Regions from separate parts of the Homo sapiens genome. Here region 2 is linked to region 1. The links are chromatin loops, found by intact Hi-C in ENCODE. Cell type or tissue: PC-3. All regions are shown on one strand. Links, peaks and the distances in the headings refer to the core of each region. The heading gives the core; the rest is flanking DNA.

Evidence for each region. Hi-C counts contacts between places; a loop is a spot of excess contacts. Peaks named below come from ENCODE experiments on the same cell type or tissue, not always from the same donor. Only the 100,000 strongest peaks of a DNase experiment are listed, where the experiment ranks them.
Region 2: a loop joins it to region 1, with 17 times the contacts of the local background. A loop is called at or near these places in 10 of 110 quality-filtered maps.

Annotation. Positions count from the first base shown.
Region 1 is chr20:51,302,921-51,312,882 of GRCh38, reverse strand. No RefSeq gene overlaps it. Among named protein-coding and RNA genes, the nearest start is that of MIR3194, 150 kb to the left of the region's middle. RefSeq lists enhancers at 1-969, 970-1,959, 5,683-6,643. In PC-3, for the core only: a CTCF peak has its summit at 5,931 (motif pointing right); a DNase peak (open chromatin) is centred at 5,912; H3K4me3 peaks cover 588 bases.
Region 2 is chr20:51,011,011-51,020,972 of GRCh38, reverse strand. The region is part of intron 1 of KCNG1 (potassium voltage-gated channel modifier subfamily G member 1); the gene reads left to right. Among named protein-coding and RNA genes, the nearest start is that of KCNG1, 7.1 kb to the left of the region's middle. RefSeq lists an enhancer at 1-225. In PC-3, for the core only: a CTCF peak has its summit at 5,658; a DNase peak (open chromatin) is centred at 5,662.

The sequences.
Region 1 (9,962 bases), core at 1,409-9,408:
ACTTCCTTCGAGTACAGCATCAACACTCACACCATTTTGAGTTTTGGAGCATTTTGCGTTTCAGATTTCAGATTCGGGATGCTCAACCTGTGTACCAGAAAGGCTGACATCTACTACCCAGCTTGGTTCAAATTTGTTTTATGACTGAAGTTATTTAATACATGTCATAGAGACAGGAGACAGCCAAGGGTCCCCCCACAAAACTCCGCCTTCAAGCCTAAAATGGCCTGAAGGCTGAAAAACCCGGACTGCAGGTCCTGGAGAATCTCTGACCTGCCTGAGCACTGGGAGGATGGGGTGGAGTCTCAAGAAGTTTGTGCCGTTTGCAAGGGAAAGGAACCTGGCCTCTCCTGTTCCTGGATAGTAAACTGGGATTCAAACTATGAGGTGGGAAGCCTTCTAGCAGGACTCTCTCCTGCTTTACTGAGATTTATTTTTCCTTTTCGCCTAATAAATTCCATTTCCCCTCACCCTTCAAAGTGTCTGCAGGCCTAATCTTTCCTGGTCATGTGACAAGAACCCTTTTTTTTTTTTCCCCCTACAACACATGTATTAGGGCATTCTTGCATTGCTCTACAGAAATACCTGAGACTAGGTAATTTATAAGAAGAGAGAGAGGGAGAGGAGGTGCCACACACTTTTAAATGACCAGATCACGCATGTAAAGCAAAAATAAAATTCTAAGCCGCACAACCTGCTGATAAACCCTCCCCTTGGCCAAGAGCATTCTAAAATTAACTGGAAAGACGAGTTCGGGTTATCATGGGAAGTGAAAGTCAGACATGCCTCCTTATACCCTCCTCCCCCTCCCTTTGGAATTCAAGCACAGTTGACCAACATTAACATTAAAACAGAGATCTTAAGACAGATAGAACAGACTTGAAGTCTGATAAACATTTACAATCTATTCTCTGTGAAGCCTGCTTTGGGAGGCTTCATCTGCATGATAAAACCTGGGTCTCTACAACCTATTATCTTAACCATTCCGTCTGTGATTCCAGGTCTTTAAATAATAACTCTTTAAGCCAATTGCCAGTCAGAAAGTCTTCGACTCCGCCTATGACCTGGAACCCCGCCTCCTCCAGTTATCCAATTGTCCCGCCTTGCCAGACGAAACCAACATGTATCTTACATGCATTGATTGACATGTCTCCCAAAAATGTATAAAATCATTTTGTATCCTGACTACCTCGGGCACATATTCTCAGGATTTCCTGGGGCTGTGTCATAGGGCCACTGGTCCTTCATACTTGGCTCAGGATAAACTCTTCGGATATTTCGCAGAGTTTGACACTCTTCATTGACACTCACTATTGCAAAGACAGCACCAAGCTATTAGGAATCCACCTCCATGACCCAAATACTTCCCACCAGGCCCCACCTCCAGCATTAGGGATTACAATTTGACATGAGATTGGAGCAGGGACAAATATCCAAATTATATCAATAGATTTGTATTGAAAAGTCAGGCCACATGCAGTGGCTCATGCCTGTAACCCCAAAACTTTGGGAGACTGAGGCAAGATGATTGCTTGAGGCCAGAAGTTCAACACCAGCCTGGGCAACATAGTGAAAGCCTGTATCTACAGACAGTTTTTTTTTTTTAATAGCCAGGCATGGTGATGTGGGCCTGTAGTTCCAGCTACTCAGGAGGCTGAGGAGGGAGGATCACCTGAGCCCAGGAGTTGGAGGCTGCTGTGAGCTATGAGCATACCACTGCACTCCAGCCTGGGTGACAGAGCAAGAATCTGTCTCAAAAAAAGAAAAAAGAAAAATTACACATGTGCAGAGAACTATACGTATCATAAATGATTGGCTCAATGAATTTTCCCAAATTGGAACCAGCCTCCAGATTAAGAAATCATCTGTTACCCTAGGGAGCCCCTCATGTGCCCATGGTTGATTTTTTTAGGAAACAAAGCATGGCAGATAAAATTGGTCCCTGTGAATAACCTGCCCACTCCATTCTTCTCTCTCTCATCCCAGAGGTTTCATAATCCTAAATACAATGCTTGTTATTCCCATATTTGCCTTTACATTTATAGAACATATGCACATATATCCCTGTGCAACAGACACTTTTGCTTTCATGCTTAAAACTTTATATAAGTAAGATACTATGCTTTTCTCATTCTAAAATGATGTTCTGAGGTTTGTCCATTGTCGTGGGTTGCGACTCTCTGGGGTTGGTGTCATATAGGTGGTGAAAAGAATGTACCAAGATAGCTGTAGGTAAAGAAAGGCAGATTTACTCGAGAAAGCGCTGCAAGGAAGCAATGGGCAGGTCAGCAAGAGGGGAGCTGACTGCAAAGGGACAAAGCTTGCTGGAGATTTTATACGCTGGTTCTTGGGCTGGAGAGGGCTACGTGCTGTACTGATAACACCAAGGTTGCAGGGAGCTAACTTGCATTTTTCTATCAGCCAAGAGTCTGGTAATAGCTGGGCACAGGAAGACTGTGAGTTATATTGTGCAAGAGGTCCATGGTCCTGCATTGTGTCCTGGAAAGGCAGACTTACAGCTTATCTGCTTTCTCTTTTTGCTTTCCCTTTGTCCCACCAGCCTGACTCCTCCTCCCTAATGAGAACTCCACATCCATGTACATCAATGAAGCTGTAGTTGTTTTTGCTGCAAATATGTCACAAGGCATTTCTCCACTCTCCCATTGATGGACACTTTAATGGTTCCTAATATTTCTCTGTTACACACAGATGCTGTTATGAGTCTCCTTGAGTATGGCTCCAGCATGCTGGAATGGGAGATTGTCTGGAGTAAAGATACGTAGGGGTGGAACTGGTGTATCATATGATGTGGGTATGTACAGTTTTGCTCTCCACAGGGGTTGTATCAGACTCATAGGAATTTTAAACTGGGGACAGTATCAATGACTACTGTACAAAAGCCACAAACCATAAGCCCATGGAGCTAAAAAAGCTTGAATAATATTTGAATCACCAATGCTAACATTTACAAATAGGAAGAATTCATACAAAATCCATATTTGTAGCTTTTTGTGAAACGCTGGGCAATTCTGGGCCCAGGCAGCTGCAGAGGTGCTTCTTGAGGCAGAAAGAGAGGGGGAGAAACACCCCAGCCTCTCTCCTGCCCTCCGAATTCTGCCTCCCATGGCCAAACCCAGCTGGCTCAGAGGCCTGCAGGGGTCAGCCCTCCTGGGGTTGACCTCATCCCTTTTCTGTGCCACTTAAACATGGCACAGTGTTCTCACCGACTTGATCTCAAGCTTCTTGAGGGCAGGCAGAAGTTCCTGGGCATCAATCTGTCTCCAGAGCCAGGCTGATAGCCTGGTCCTAGCAGGAGCTAGATCGGCTTTATGTTACTGGAAGAAATGCAGACAGTGACCCTTAACCAGTCTCTCTAACTAGTCTCTCACAGATTCCAGGCAGTTCATTAAAATGTTGAATTATAAATGGACAGAGAGTCAATATTTTAAGTCTATGGACCATATGGTCTCTGTCACAACTATTCAGCTCTGGAGTTGTATAGCGTCAGGGGCCATATACAATGAGTGAGTGAATGGGTGTGGCTGTGTTGCAATAAAACTTTATTTGCAAAAACAGGCAGTGGGCCATATTTGGCGGTGGGTTGCAATTTGTGGCCCCCTGCTATGGACCATGATGTAATTGGTACAACCTGGGTTTACATTTGCACAGCTGTTAGCAGTAACCCTGGGAGTCAGGCCACCAAAAGAGTGCTGAACTGCTCTTTGCTAGAAGTAAAGAGGAATTTTGAAGAGGGAACACTGCAAAGAGAGGATGGGAGAGGAGAGGGGATGAGGAGGGGAGGAAAGAAAGATGAGCTGGACAATAGGACAAGGGGCTGGAGCCAGATGGTGAACATAGCCGGGAGGCTTTTGAAGATGAGGGAGATGCAGCTTTCAATTGTAAGATGTCTTTGGTTACTGATCCAAACCTTCAGTAAAGTCTGCTCTGTCCCCACATGCCTTTGTGAGTGGTTTGTGTGTGTGTATGAGAGTTAACAGAACGTTCTGTCTTCCCAAGCACCAGGCAGCTCCCCAGCACTCAGCCCCGCTCAGTGCAGGCAGAATGAACCTCACTGATTGCTACAGCTACCTAGAAAGGTAGCGAAGAATCTGAAGGTCAGAGAGGTTAACCCAAAGTCACACAGCCAAAGAGAGAAACAGAAACCAAATCCAAAGCCCTGATTATTTCCTTGATTGCCCAAACAGCTGGAAACTTGAAATCAGTTTTTCTGTTTCCTGGAATGAGCTTTGGTGTATCCCTTTGAATGTGGGTTGGATTCCTGGGGATTTAGCCTCAAACCAAACTCTGAGGCCAGAGTAAGGTGAATTAAACCTGGGGAGGTGCAAGGGAGGTTATCTTATGCTCCTTCTTCCCTCCCCTGGACCTGGCCCCTGCCTTGGGTACTTCCCCACTACCCTGAGGCACCTGCTTCTGGTGGGGGTTGGGGCGGGGTGGCGAGGGAAGGGGTGACCTGGGCTCTGTCTGCTTCTCTGGGAATTAGAAAGGGGGTGGGGTGTTTTGTCATCTCTGAAGCCAACACCTGGGTTGACATCATCCAGCTACCTGGCACCTTTTATGGCAGAAGGATAATTTGGCCCGGGCCATTTATTCACAGAATCCTCCAGTTTAGACTTTTGACATTATCTATAAACAAACTTAGATGTATCATCATTGAATCTTATGCAAAAAGCATTACTTTGTTAAACATAAACACTTATATTTTACCACAATTCTGACATCCCTTTTTGCCTTAAACTTTTTTAAAAATATGGGATGGCTTTGGCTTTCCTCAGCCTCTGAGAGACTCTCATTAGGTGTCAAACCCAAGAGCTAAACAAAAGCTGATTTATGCAAAATGTAAGCTCGTCACAAGTCAATTAGGGCTCAGACAGGCTTTTGTGACAAGCACTTTCTAATCAATTCCATCCGGCTCTCTCTGAGAGTCTATGAGAGAATAAACACAATAATGACATTAAAATGGGCAGTGGGGCTCTTCACCTTCTTGGGGTTCCCATACCTTTGCCCTCTGACAGCTGCTCTAGGCCTTTACCCAAGGAAATGTACAGACATGAATGCAGCATTTTGTTTCCAATTTCAGGGATGTCTAAACTACATCCACGGACTCCTTAAGTCCCCACATGAAGAAATTTTGGGGCTGGGCATGGTGGCTCACACCTGTAATCCCAGCACTTTGGGAGGCCAAGGCAGGCAGATCACGAGGTCAAGAGATCGAGACCAGCCTGGCCAACATGGTGAAACCCCGTCTCTACTAAAAATGCAAAAATTAGCTGGGCGTGGTGGCGAGTGCTGGTAGTCCCAGCTACTCAGGAGACCGAGGCAGGAGAATTGCTTGGGCCCGGGAGGCGGAGGTTGCAGTGAGCCGAGATCGTGTCACTGCAGTGCAGCCTGGGCAACAGAGCAAGACTCTGTCTCAAAAAAAAAAAAAAAAAAAAAGAAAGAAAGAAAGAAAAAAGAAATTTTGGTGGAGCCTTTTTAAATACACAAATTAAAAACAGTAAAGAAATATAATTCCTGATCGATGCAATTGTCCCCCAGGCGTAGTCTTTAAGCACACATTCTACAGCTCCCAAATTCAGGAGCTGGAAGCACAGCCTTGCTATGAGGTGGACTTAGCTTCAATCTCTGCCCGGATGATATTGGGCAAATGGCCCAATCATTAAAACGGACACATGAATGGGACCAACCTGGCCGAGTTAAGAGGATTGAATTAATATTTGCGAAGTGCACAGAAGGGCGCCTGGTATACCAGAGGTGCCCAATCAAGGTTAGCTCTCACCAGCATCGCTGGTTCTCTTCCCCTTCGAGGCCTGCGCAGGGCTGGGGAGGAGGGATCACCCCTGCCTGCTTGAGACCGGCTGCCACATCGCTGGGAGGACGCCGGGCTGCCCTAGAGTGGCCACAAGAGGGAGCAGTTGCCTTTCCTAACGCCGAGGCCCACCTGCGCCCAGCCTTCCACTCAGGCAGGGGCAGACGACGTGGGCTCCCTAGACCTTGGAGCCTAACCCAGAACCTTCTCTCCCCACCACAGCTGGAGGTGGGGTGGGGTAGGGTGAGACGGGCCCTGCTCGCAGCTGTTCTCTGTGCACTTGGGACAGGGCTCTAATTTATGCCTGAGCACCGTGGCCTGAGGTTTCTTCTCTGCCAGCCTCAAGGGCTGGTCCTCACTTTGTCTTGCCCTTAGCGCCCCAATTCCTTGCAGCAGGTCCACATGCCCCGCTGTGAGATATGTTAGGACTGGCAAGGCCATGTCCCTTGCTGGGTGCTTGATCCCTTGGCCTCCCCACAGCTGGGTGTCCGCACGGCCAGTGGCGTGGATGCGGGAGCTCTCTGGGGTTTCCGGAAAAGGCTGTAATTTCTTGTCTGTTCTGTGGGTGCAGCACATGTGCCTCCAGCCCCATGCTCCTGCTTCAAATGCAGCAGCTGTGGTGGCCATCCTGAGACTGGAAGGTGACAAATATAAACCGAAAACAAAATTCTAAGCCCCCAGCTAACTGAATGGTCCCCTCCTCTTGGCCAAGGGTATCCTAAAGTTAACCTGAAACACGAGTTCAGGCCATGATGGGAATGCGGGTCAAACAGGCCTCATTATACCTCCGCCCTTTGGAATTCAGGCACGGCTGACCAGCATGAACATTAAAACAGAGACCTTAACACTGACAAAGCCGACTCTACCAATAAGATGCCAACGTGACAGATAGCAGGCTCTGAACGAAATTGAAGTATTTTACCCCAAAATATGTTTCTTTGACATATTTTGAAATGGCCTTGCAAAGCTGTCACTTGTGGGTAAAAATCTACATTCTGTAGAGAATCCTCTTCCCTTTCCAGGCCTTTTTTCCTGATCCAGGAGAGAATTAACTAAGTCTGGCACCTTTCTAAGCCTGATAAGACACATTTACAATCTATTCTCTCTACCTGGAGGCTTCATCTGCATAATAATAAGAACCTTGGTCTCCACAACTCCTTAACCCAGACACTCCCTTGTATTGATTCCAGGTCTTTAGATAAACTCTTTCAACCAGTCACCAATCAGGAATTCAGGAACTCTTTGAATTCACCTATGACCTGGAAGCTCCCCTCCCTGCTGTTCCTGCCCCCAACCCCCACCTTTGTGTTATCTCTGCCTTTCCAGAGGGGACATTTTCCTCTAGCACATGTAAGATGTATAATATATGTCAACCTCGGGACCCCAAAATAACTAAGACAAAGGGAAAAGTCAAGCTGGGAACTGCTTAGGGCACACCTGCCTCCCGTTCTATTCTATGGCTACTAGGGTAAAAAAGCTACATACCTCCCTCACAATTTGTCCACGAGGAAATTCCTTGCAGACAAAGGACAGACAGAACTCAAAGTCATCTCTCTGTGCTCACTGAGATAAATGCATATCTGATGGCTTTCTTTGGAAAGGCTAATCAGAAACTCAAAAGAATGCAACTGTTTGTCTCTTATCTACTTATGACCTGGAAGCCCCTCTCTGCTTTGAGTTGTCCCACGTTTCCAGACTGAATCAACGTACATCTTACACACACTGATCGATGTCTCATGTCTCCCTAAAATGTATAAAACTAAATTGCCCCGAGCACCTTGGCCACACGTCAGGACCCCCTGAGGCTATGTCACAGGCACATCCTCAGTCTTGGCAAAATTAACTTTCTAAGTTGATTGAGACCTGTCTCATATATTTGGAGTTCAGACATGTATTGACTGATGTCTTATGTCTCCCTAAAATGTATAAAATGAAGCTGTAACCCGGCACATATTCTCAGGATCTCCTGGTGCTGTGTGACAGGCTATGGTCACTCATATTTGGCTCAGAATAAACCTCCTCAAATATTTTACAGAGTTCGACTCTTTTTGTCAACACAAGCCAAAGGCACAGAAAGACAAGCTGGGGAGCAGAAAGACAGCCTGACCCACCCAGGCCTCCTGTCCCTCCTGGGGATACCCTAACATGCACGGGCTGCTTTGCCCCTCCAAAGGCTGTCTGTGGCTCTCAGGAGAAAATCCAGATGGTGGCCTCAAGGCCTGCCCCTGCCTGGTCTCCCAAATCTCCTGCTTGCTAACTTCCTCCTGCTGCCGCAGCCTTCTCTTCTGCTGCTGCACCATGCAAAGTCCTGCCTCAGAGCACTTGTACTTGCTATTCCCTGCTATTCCCTCTGTCTGGAAAGTCTTCACCCAAATTTTCAAACAGGGTGGCTCCATCATTCACACAGCTCAGCTGTTACCTCCCCAGAGGCGCTTCCCTTGACCTCCTCCTGTTTCATGCCTCCTCTGTTGTGCATTACTGTGTTTCGAACTCTTCACAGCACCTTGTGCTATCTGTGACAGTGGCAGGAGGCAGACAGGGGTGGGTCCCTGGTGAAACACCACCTTCAAGCCAAAACAGCCTGAAGGCTGAAAGACCGGACTGCTGGTTCCAGATGAAACCCATGACTCAGGACAGAAGAGTGAGAATTTCTGTTCCTGTTTGCCCATCCTTTCCTGATTCTTTCTGAATGCTTTTTAACCAATCAAACGTGGCCTTTTTCAATAGTATCTATGGCCCGCCCCTCCCCCATCCTGTGCCTATAAAAACCCCAGACTCAACCACACTGAGAGAGATGACCTGACTTAGGGTGAGAGACTACTTGCCCATCCCCTCTCCACTGAGAGTTGTTTTATCACTCAATAAAATTCTCTGCCCTCATCACCTTTCAATTGTCAGCATGACCTCATTCTTCTTGGATGTGGGACAAGAACTTGGGACCCACCAAATGTGGGTACTCAGAGGGCTGTAACACTGTGGCTCTCAGCCCTCTGCTGGCAGAGGGCAGCCACCCCATGTGACAGGAAGCAGTAATGGGACCAGAGCTTCCCCCGGAGCTGTGGGCTGGAGCGGGGCAAGGGGCTGACCAAGCTGTTAACACACCGCTGTCCGTTGGACTGTGGACGGGAGTACTGAACGAGTTAATTAGCACATTTAAAACCCCTTCTGGGGCTTTGGGGTTGTGGGCACCCCTGGCTGGGTGCCACCACATTCCCCCTTGGGGTGACATGCCTGGTCCAGCCACAAGCCCAGCAGGGAGCCTACCCCTGTGCCAGCTTTTGGAACAGCTGGCTGGACCCCACACTTGCTTGCTCACACACCCCTTCCCACCAGGGGCTAAGCATGCAGTTGTGGTGGCCATGGGATCCACGGAGTGCAAGCCAGACACAGCCTGGTGGGCCAAGTAGATGGAGCACCTCCTGCTGCAAGCCAAGCAAAGGGGCCCGAGAAAAACCCTGTCATCTGCAATTACCTTGTTTATTCCCAGTAAATTTTCAGAGGGCACAGTGTGTGGCCCAGAGTACATAGGTAAGTATGTTTACTAAATGAATGAACATATTTTCTTCTTTGCATAAGGTAACATATTTTCCTCTTTTGAGTAGGTTCTTTGCAACCATGAAACTCCTGAGCAAGGTAATGGGACAGAGAAATTAACTAAAGCCAAGCCCCACAATGAACCGATTCTGCTATGGCTGCTGCAGGGTGAGCTCTCGTCTCTCCTTCCCAGCTGTTCCCCTCTTGGCAACAGCACACCGTCCCCCCTTGCCCCAGAAGTCACCCATTCACCTTACGTTTGGACATCATTCCTGGCATTAAGACTTCTCTCCTGGGGAGGGGTCTTCTACCGAGGTAAGCGGTTGGCATCAGCATCCCTCACCTATCGACAAAATGGATGCGGGTGATGGCCACCCACTGTGTGCTCTCAGATGAACCTGAATCGCCCCCCAGATGGCTTCTGGGAGAGGGTATTAACTGCAAACGTTTGCAGAGCCATGTGCTGAAATGTGGCAAAGTGTGTGCTTTTAAAGGAGAAGGCTCGCAGAGGAAATGTGGATCGTTGCCCCATCCTGCAGTTTTGTGAATTTGGAACGTGTTCACTAGGGTCTCTGGAAGTTCACGGTAGCCAGCATGTCCA
Region 2 (9,962 bases), core at 885-8,884, 290 kb after region 1:
CCCCATCCCCAAAGACTTTCCCGAAGCTTGTCCTGGAGCCTGATTGGGGCAGATCTGAGCACCACTTTGAATTCTCTGCACCAGACCCACAGCTGGGCTCTGGCAAGAGGTGAGGGAGGTGCCTCAGGAAACAGAAGAACAAAGAGATGTGTGCTGGATGCAGGGCTAAGCGACGCAAACCAGCTCCGAGGAACTCACCTCCTGGAGCCGCAGTAGGTACCTTGGCTCGGCTGTCCTTTCTCCACCCTGCTTTCCAATGTTGATGAAGAGTCAACATTGCCTGTTGCCAGAGGTCTAGGGGTACAGGAATCTACCCTTGGTTGTTGCATTAAGCCCAGAAATGGAGCCTGTGGGTGAAAAATGGCAGCTGGTAAAGCCCCTCTAAATAGAATTAATAAAAAGGGAGAGGCGAAGAACCTAGCTGAAGCACTCCATTGCTGTGGACCATTTTTATCATCCAGCAGACTGTATTTGATTAACGAAATCAGAAATGAAGTGACTTTGCTACAAATAGGATCTGAATTGTGCCTAAGACTGTCCGTTGCCCTGAGGTGAGTCTTCACTCTCATACCCACACCTCCCCGGGCAGGTCCGATCATGCTCTCCCTCCAGAGGACTCTGGTAAGCAGGTGTCTCCCTTCCTGCCGTCCTGAGGTCCCCACTGCTCCCCCAAGCCTGCTTCTCTGCTTAATTTTGAGCTACAAGGAGGCAAAGAGAAAAGGATCTTCTGGCTCCAGTCCCCAAACACCTCCCCGTAGAAGAAGGCAAACGCAAACGTGCATTTGGTGTTATTTTGCTTGCCTGCAGCACAGCAGGGAGGCTCCCGAGGCAGCCTGTCTTTTTTATAGGGGGGAGGGACACTGGCACTTTTTCTCATTTGGGGGCAAGGGAGGGATGGAGGGAAGAGCCTAGCTCCCAGCACACAATCTCCCCAGGAACTTGGGCCCCAGCTTTCAGGAGGCTGGGCCAAGGCCCAGGGTGGTGGGACTGTGGCGAGAACAGACAGCAGGTGGCTAAGAAAGATATATTCTCCACCAGGGCACAGCAGCTCTTGGAAATCTAACATGCCAGGACCCGGGCCAGGCTAATGGTTGGATCCATTTTGATTAACGTTTTAATTGGGGATTAATGCAGCCTGACCCGCCTCTGAGTCGGCTCGGCCAGAAGCCCTAATCCTGACAGATGAAGCTATACTGGCAGTGAAACGCTGCAGGGCCTGGGAAAGAGTGGCATGGAGAGAGACGGACGGGTCCCCGAGACACCCACTGGGAGTGAGGGAATGGCACAGGTTGAGAGGCATGGTACGAGAGAGAGAAACCAAAGCCTGCAGAGTACAGGAGAGAAATGCTTTCCTTCTGGAAAGTTGCCTTGGAAGCTGTGTTAATTTCCTCCTTTCACATACTTGCACACATTTAGTGGCTTAAAGCAATATAAATTTATTATTATTATTATTATTATTTTTGAAGACAGGGTCTTGCTCTATCACCCAGCTGGAGTGCAGTGTCACTATCATGGCCCACCACAGCCTTGACCTCCTGGGCTCAAGTGATCCTCCCACCTCAGCCTCCTGAGTCACTGGGACTAGAGGTACACACCACCATGCTCAGCTGATTATTTTTTAATTGTAGAAACAGGGTCTCACTATGTTGCCCAGGCTGGCCTTGAACTCTGGAACTCAAGCAGTTCTCTCACCTTGGCCTCCCAAAGTGCTAGGATTCCAGGCGTAAGCCCCTGCGCCCAGCCTGAATTTATTATCTCATAGTTTTTGGAGATCAGAAGACCAAATGACTCACTGGGCCAAAATCAAGGTATCAGCAGGGCTTCTGGAGACGACTCCACCCTCTGCCTCCATCGTCAACATCTCCTTCCCAGAGGCCAAAATGGCAACCCTGAGTTTGGCAAAACTAGGGGTTTTGTTGATTTTTTTTAACTCTGCTCACTTGCAAATATAAATAGTGATAAATATGTTTCCCCAGCCATGGACAATTGCCTGCTTCTCCCCATCCTCAGAAACATTCCAAAATCTCGTCCATATGAAATAGAGACTAGAAACCCAGTCCCTGACTCACTGCAAGGGGTGGAGACACCACACCAGCTCCCCGAAAGGAACAAGTGGTTCAAGGAGGCAGTAAAAGGCAGGGGTCAAAGAGGTTCGGCCTGGAGTCCCACAGATCTAGTTTAATTCTGGCTTTGTCGCTTATTGCCAGACATAAGTTTTCACTTCTCAGAGCCTCAGTTTCTTCATTTGTAAAATGGGGGTATTAGTGATAATGCCCACCTTTTTAGGAAAGGATGGAGACTCAGGCAATGAAGGCTCCTAGCACAGCACCTGGCACTTAGTGAGTTTGCAGTGGAGGGAGGCTGTGGTTGCTGCTATTTATAACACTTTGTGCAGTTAGCGCTCTCTCTGCATTCCCCGCTGCCACTCGGAAGAGGGACGGAGAGCATAAGACAGAAAGAACAGGGTCCAGAGAGGCCCGCAGCTTGTTGGAACCCCGGAGAGAGACCTGAAAGCAGTTGGGGTCAGCCCAGGACCATCTGTAGAACCATTTCATGCCCCTGATGGAATGTAGCCATGGGGACAGGAGGCCCAGTGACACTGCTCATCCCTGCAGCAAACCTCCGTTCACCAGATCCCCATAATAGCCCCGTGAGGTCAGCAATCTTATCCCCATCTTCTAGGGGAGGAGGCAGGCTCAGAGAGGCCAGCGGCTCAGTGGGTGTGATGGCCTGCCCAGGCCACAGGGTTATTAGCAGGAGCAGCAGGGACGACTAGCCATGCCTGGCTTGGACCTTCACTCCATCCCATTCCGCCCTCCCAAATCCCACCCCACAGGTCCCGCACCTGTACCCTCAGTCATGTGCTGACCTCAGGGTGGTCACGTGAGAACTGCCACTCAGAACGCCTTATGATCTCAATGATCATTTATCTTTGGAAGTATGTTCTCAGCCCTCAGCCATAGCTTATAAGCATCACCTTTTCCTCAAAGGAAAGATAGAAAAATTGCGAGGAGAGTGTCAGTGGATCTCTGGGCTCCTGAATGGAAATTTGATCAAGGCAGCCCCAACGCAGAAGATTTTTCTCACGAACCAGAAGGGATTTCATTTCTCCAATGAAGCGGGACTCACAGCCTTCCAGAGCCTCTAGGAGATTGACACGTTGGGCAGGGGAGTCCAGGTGAAAGCCCAGAGCAGCTCCTGTGCCTCCAGCCCCTGGGAGAACTCCAGGCATTCCCGGTCCCCTCTCTCACACAGAATCTCCATGAGAGCCTGTGAACATGCTCATTCCTGGGCCTCCCCTTCAGACATTCCGACTGGGAAGGGAGGGTCCCAGAAATCTGTATCTCCACCGAGCACCCCGAGCAATTCAGAAGGTTCTGTCGTTCCTGTGCTCTTCGTTTTTCTTTTTAAACCTGGGTTAAAACCCAGAGTTGTACAAACCACACCGCTTCCCAGCACGCCTCCTCATTGGCCTGTGCCAGGCTGTCTCATCTTACTCATTTTTCTTCTTTGTTCCAATCCCCGCGCTTCTTCCCCTTCCTCTGCCCTTCCAGGCACCCTCCATGTGGTTAATATAGATCCTCACATGTGCTTGAGACCTTGTAAAATATGTAATGTGTGTGTGTTCATTTACATAAATAGCACAGTGCTAGAAACTTCTGTTTCTTTTTCCACTCGGCACACTGTTTTTAAGACCTAAATGTGTTGCTAAATCTCCACTCAGTCCATTGCTTCTGATTCCTGGGCAATCTGCAGGCTTCCATAATCTGCCTCTACGAAGACTTGCCTGTCCACTCCCCTGGGGATGGATGCTAGGGGACCTCCTGGTACCATAAACAACACAGAACACACATTTTTGTACCTTGTTTGTTACTCTCTTCCATCTGGTTCCCCAGAAGCAAACCCTGAGTGAAGGATTTGAGTGCAAATAATTTATTACTGACAATGTCTGCCACAACCCTTTGTGGTCCCAGGTCTGGGAAATATACCCAGAAGTGGGATTCCTGGGTCACAGGGCAGCAGCATCTTCATTTCCCTCATTACCGCCCAGTGGCTTTCCCAGAGTGCTAGGCCAGCCCGCATACCCTCTAGCAATTGGATCCGGGGATCAGATGATGCTGGATCCAAATCCCAGTGGGTCAGGTCAGAAAAGAAGATTCTCTTGGGAAGCAGGGAGGGGGGCAGCGGACTCTAATCGTAGCTTGTGAGAATTCCAAGGCGACTATTGAGGGTTCACTCAGCGTCAGGCATGGAGCCAAGTGCATCACCTGTGCCATCTGCTTTTGTCCTCACCGTAACTCAAGGACGCAGGAGCTGTTTGTAGCCTCATTATACAGATAAAGAAACTGAGTCTCAGGGGTAGGGCACAACTTGCCTAAAGTCACAGAGCAACTGGCCTTGAACCCAGGTCTCCTGATTTTAAAGCCTGTGCGCCCTTCTGCCTCTTCAGCTTAGGGTGGTTGGCACATTGTCCCCCAAGCTGGAGGAGAACCAGAACCAGAACCAGCTTTTTTTCAACATCCCCTTTTTTTTTTCAAGACAGAGTCTCACTCTGTCGCCCAGGCTGGAGTGCAATGGCACCATCTCCGCTCACTGCAACCTCTGCCTTCCAGGTTCAAGTGATTCTCCTGCCTCAATCTTCCCAGTAGCTGGGATTACAGGTGCCTGCCACCATGCCCAGCTTAATTTTGTATTTTTAGTAGAGATGGGGTTGCACCATGTTGGCCAGGCTGGACTCAAACTCCTGGCCTCAAGTGATCCACCCGCCTTGGCCTCCCAAAGTGCTGGGATTCCAGGCATGAGCCACCATGCCTGGCCTCAGCATCCCATTTCCTATTGCAACTGTCACAAATTACCACAAACTGGGTGGCTTAAGACAGCCCAATTATATTATCTTACAGGTCTGGAGGTCAGAGGTTGGAAATGGGTCTGGCTGGGCTAATATCGAGTATTGGCAAGGCTGTGCTCCTTTCTGCAGGCTCCAGGGAGCTCATTTCCTGGCCTCCAGCCTTTGGAGGCCACCTGCATTCCTTGATTCATGGCCCCTTCCTCCATCTTCAAAGCCAGCAGTGGCCAGTGGAGTCATTCTCATGCCGCAGCCCTCTGCCGCTCCATCTCCTGCTTTCTTTTTCCACAAATAAGGACCCTGTTGATTACACTGGGCCCACCCAGATCATCCAAGATAATTTCCCATCTCAGATCAGCTGTAGCAGCCTTAATTCCACCTGTAACCTTCGTTCCTCCTTCCATGCAGTCTAACGTAGTCACAGCTTCCAGGGATTAGGATTAGGACGTGGGCATCTAGGGGAATGTGGGGACATTTTTCTGCCTACCATATGCCCTGCCCTGACCACTCTGGCCTGATGTGATGCAGCTTCAGTGGCTACCGGGCACAGGGCACAGGTGAGGCCCCCACCTCTGACTTCACCATAGCTCTACTACCCTGGCCCTCCGGCCCCTGCCAGCCTAGCCAGGTCAAAGCTGCCAGGTGACACCCTCACCCCCCGCAAACACACACCCATCAGCTCAGCATTGATGGTCTGGCACCGTCCTTGGGAGACACCCATCTCCCCCCTCTCTCCTGGATTTTGCCAGCTGCTTCTTCTGTCCATAATCCCACAGCCAGGAACAGCTTCCTCTGACTCAGCTCACCATAGCGCCACCTATCCGTCGCCTCGGTAAATGGCACCCCTGGAATCCTGATTCTTCTCTTTTCCCCCTCCCCCAGGCCCCATTCCTCAGCCAGTCCTGAGGGCTCTTCCTCCAAAGTTCATCCCAAATCCCTCCTGTTCTCTGGGACTTCCACCGCTGCAAACCTTAGTCATTTCCAGAATGACTTCCATAGCCTCCAGCCTGGGCTCCCCAGCCCACTCGTTGTCCACTGACCTGGCAGGCACACATGGACTCCTTGTCCCTTGCAGAATAAGCCCCAGCTCCTTATTGTCAGCCCCTCGGCCCTGCTGCACCTGGCCCCTGCCCCTCTCCTCTTCTCCCAGCTTCCCCTCGCTCTGTGCTCTGCATTCTCTGGTCTTTGATCATCCAAGCCCACCCCCAAGTCAGGGAGCAAATTCTTGCCACTCCCTCTGCCAGGTCCTCACGGGGCTGGATCTATCCATGCGGCTCAACCCCATGTCCCCTCCTCCAAGAAGCCCTCCTTCACCCCTCCAGCCAATGTTGCCCCACACCCCACAATAGTCATTCTCCATCTCTCACCTTGCTCTGTCAACAACACTGCAGTCGCTGCAGCCTGAAATGACTTGTGTGCTCATTTGGAAACAGTCTTCCCCACCAGAAGGTCACCTCCGTGAGGACAGGGCCTAGGTCTGTCTTGTTCTCTGCCGTGTCTCCGGCTCTAATACAGAGTCTGACACGTGGTGAGCGTTCAGTAACTACTGAATAAACGAACAAATAAAGGAATGAATGACACCTGCCTCCGGACTTCACCTCATCTCCCCCATCGCAGCCTCTGCTTCAAACAGCTTCCTCTCCCCAAGCATCCACAGACCCTCAGAGGCAAAATCACTTAAACCCACCATGCTGTAGAACTAACAGAACTAACACCACAGAGAAATAAAAAATTTCTTGTGAGGATATCAGGCTGCGTGAAAAGCAGTATTATTTTTCAGAAGGCCAGGCTTTGGGGCCTCTTTGATTTATGAACTTTAGTGTAGGGTCTAGAGGTGCTGAGCCGTCCATCTCACATCAGATCAGGTATCTGCAAGACCAAAGGCCATGGAGAAATATGCCTGTTCTTCCTTTAGCAAGTTCTGGCCTCAGCATTTCCCCAGGGGACTCTGGCTTTGAGAACAAGGTCGTTACTCTGTTTATTACCCTCCGAGTAGCATCAGCCTCTCCATACTCACCCTGCTGCCGAGACAGGATCACTTTCCACACAGGAAACTCACGTGGGGGCAGGGCGTGAAGGAAATAAATCACTAATTGGGGGAGTTTTCTGCTGGAGGGAAAGCTGGGAGGGTTGAAAGAAGAAATTCCTAAAAAGAAGAGGTGATTACAGCCATGGGGATTCACAAGAGCCCTCCAGGGCTTGTGTGAGGCATTTTCCGTTTACCTCCATCACCATTCTTGCCAAACAGAATGTCACTTTTTCTCTTTTCTGTGGTAGCAAAGATGAAACAGCAGAGCTGAAAAGAGAGATCACCAAGGAAAGTGCCTGAAAGGGATTATTCCCACGCCTCCAAAGGATCCTGGCAGGCTGTGCCTGAGGAGATGGGTTCCAATTTTAGGTGAAGTTAAAAACACTCTAACCATCTAAAATCAAATCATTTTTCTTTCAAACACAGGTGTACCCTAGTTTTCCAAACCCTGATCTCTGCAATTGTAGCCTTCCCCAAAGATCAGTGAGTAGTAGAGGGATGATGTGCTTTTGTAAAGCAGTTCCTCTTAGGAAGGAGCCCCTTTTAAGTGTGAAACACCCTCCCTCCCCTTCCAGCACCTATTAAAACATTTTCTCATTCATAGGTACATGTGTTTGTGTACGGGTGTGTTTGTGAGCGAGTATCTTCCTGAACATGTCCACAGCACCGACCCATATTTAAGTATTGGAAATGGGTTTCCGTTTGGAATTGATAGATTTTTACCACTTGATTCCATTGGGGATTTGTCTAGGGAGAGGGCTGGTGATTTTGTTTTTTTGTTTTGTTTTGTTTTGTTTTAGACAGAGTCTTGCTCTGTCACCAGGCTGGAGTGCAGTGGCACCATCTCAGCTCACTGCAACCTCCACCTCCTGGGTTCAAGGGATTCTCCTGCCTCAGCCTCCCGAGTAGCTGGGATTTCAGGCATGTGCCACCACACCTGGCCAATTTTTGTATTTTTAGTAGAGATGGGGTTTCATCTTGTTGGCCAGGATGGTCTCGATCTTCTGACCTCATGATCCACCCACCTCGGCCTCCCAAAGTGCTGGGATTACAGGCCTGAGCCACCGCACCCGGTCGAGGGCTGGTGATTTTTAAAAGCAGAGTATTTGACTCCTACTAACTTCTCTATGCATCGGCTTAATTCCAGAGAGCTCTGTGGCTATAATCTAAGGGTCTCAAACTCAAATGCCTATAGGGCCGGGAAGGAAACACACATGAGTGGAATAGAGTGGGTGTTAGGAAGACAATAGTTGGGGGTGGGGACTGTGGTGGATTGGAGCATGTGCTGCCTAAAGGGGTAGCCATTTCTCAGTTGGCGTTTGGGCCAAGTGTTGCCAGATATCCTGATTTTTTAAAAGAAGCCAAGGATATGGATTTTTACATGAAATTTCTCAACTTTCAAAAACTTCTCCAAGCCAAGCAAAATATTTGTGAACCAAATTCAGCCCATGAGCTGGTAATGAATAAGCAATCTTGTTCCAGTAGCACAAACCCTTAGCTTTGAGGGTTGGGAAGGAAGGAGTCCATGCAAGTTGATATTTTGACCTGAGTTCCCCAGAAGTCGCCTTATCATGTTGGTCTCGTCAACAAGAAATGTACTCATTTAACAAGCACCTCTTTGAGGCTTTACAGTGCTGAGCATAGGGATTCAGAGATGACTAAAGCACGTTTCTTCCCCCAGGGAGCAGGCTGCCTAATGAAGGAGCCAGGCTTGCACACAGACAATTCTAGAACTGGTGGTAAGTGCCGTGAAGACGGGTGCACCAGTTGTAAGGGGAGGGGTGCTCATTTTAGCTGGAAGAGCCAAGGAAGGCTTCCTGGATGAACATGGCTGTCCAGTTCAGCCCTGCATCCTCAAGGTGATGTTTGCTGACCCCTGAGCAAACGTGGCATTGCTTTCATAGTTGTGCATTTCTTTGTCCATTGCTTCTGATTTATGGCAAGTGGTATCTGTTTTCCATTAATGGAAACAATATTAGTTGTCCCTTTAAGATAAATAATAATAGGCCGGGCGTGGTAGCTCACACCTGTAATCCCAGCACTTTGGGAGGCCAAGGTGGGCAGATCACCTGAGGTCAGGAGTTCAAGACCAGCCTGGCCAACATGGCAAAACCATGTCTACTAAAAATACAAAAATTAACCAGGTGTGGTGGCACACCTGTAGTCCCAGCTATTCGGGAGGCTGAGGCACGAGAATTGCTTGAACCCGCGGCGCGGAGATTGCAATGAGCCAAGATCGTGCCACTGCACTCCAGCCTAGGCAAAAGAGCGAGACTCTGTCTCAAAAATAATAATAATAATAGACAATAGTTACTGAATACCTACTATGTGCCAGGCACTGCATTAAATGCTCCTATGTACATAATTCACTTAGGCCTCCCAGCAATCTTATCAAATCACGTGGCTGTACCCATTTTACAGACAAGGAAATTAAGACACATCAAGGTTGAGTCACTTGCCCAGGCTGTGTGGCTCCAAAGTCTGCGTTCATAACCATTAACCAGGCTTCTCCACCTCAGCATTAAGGACACTTGGGACCAGACAAGTGTCTGTTGTGGGGACTGTCCTGTGCATTGTAGGACATGCAACAGCATTCCCTGGCCTCTACCTACTAAATGCCAATAGCAACCCCAGTCATGACCAGCAAAAATGCTCCCAGGCATTGCCACATGTCTTTTGGGAGACTAAATCAGCCCTATGAGAACTGTAGGTCTACACTAAATTGTTTTTCCAAGCCAAATAAATACCAAAAAAAAAAAAGTTAATTTAAAATAAAATGTTAAGTAAATAACAGTACATGTGTCACCTGAAAATCCACTAGGATGTCAGCTGCCTGGGATCAGAGACCCCTTCACATTCTGCACACGGCTGCATCCCCAGTGCATAGATGGATATGGGAGAATTGTGAAGGCTGGGAGATGCTGAACAATGTTGTTGCTATTTCACTATTAGGTGAATGTCTTTGTCAGCTCAGGCTGATGTAACCAAATATTAATACCACAGACTGGGTGGCTTCAGCAACACTTATTTCTCCCAGTTCTGCCGGCTGCAAGTCTGAGAGCAGGGCGCCAGCAGCACTCTTCTCTG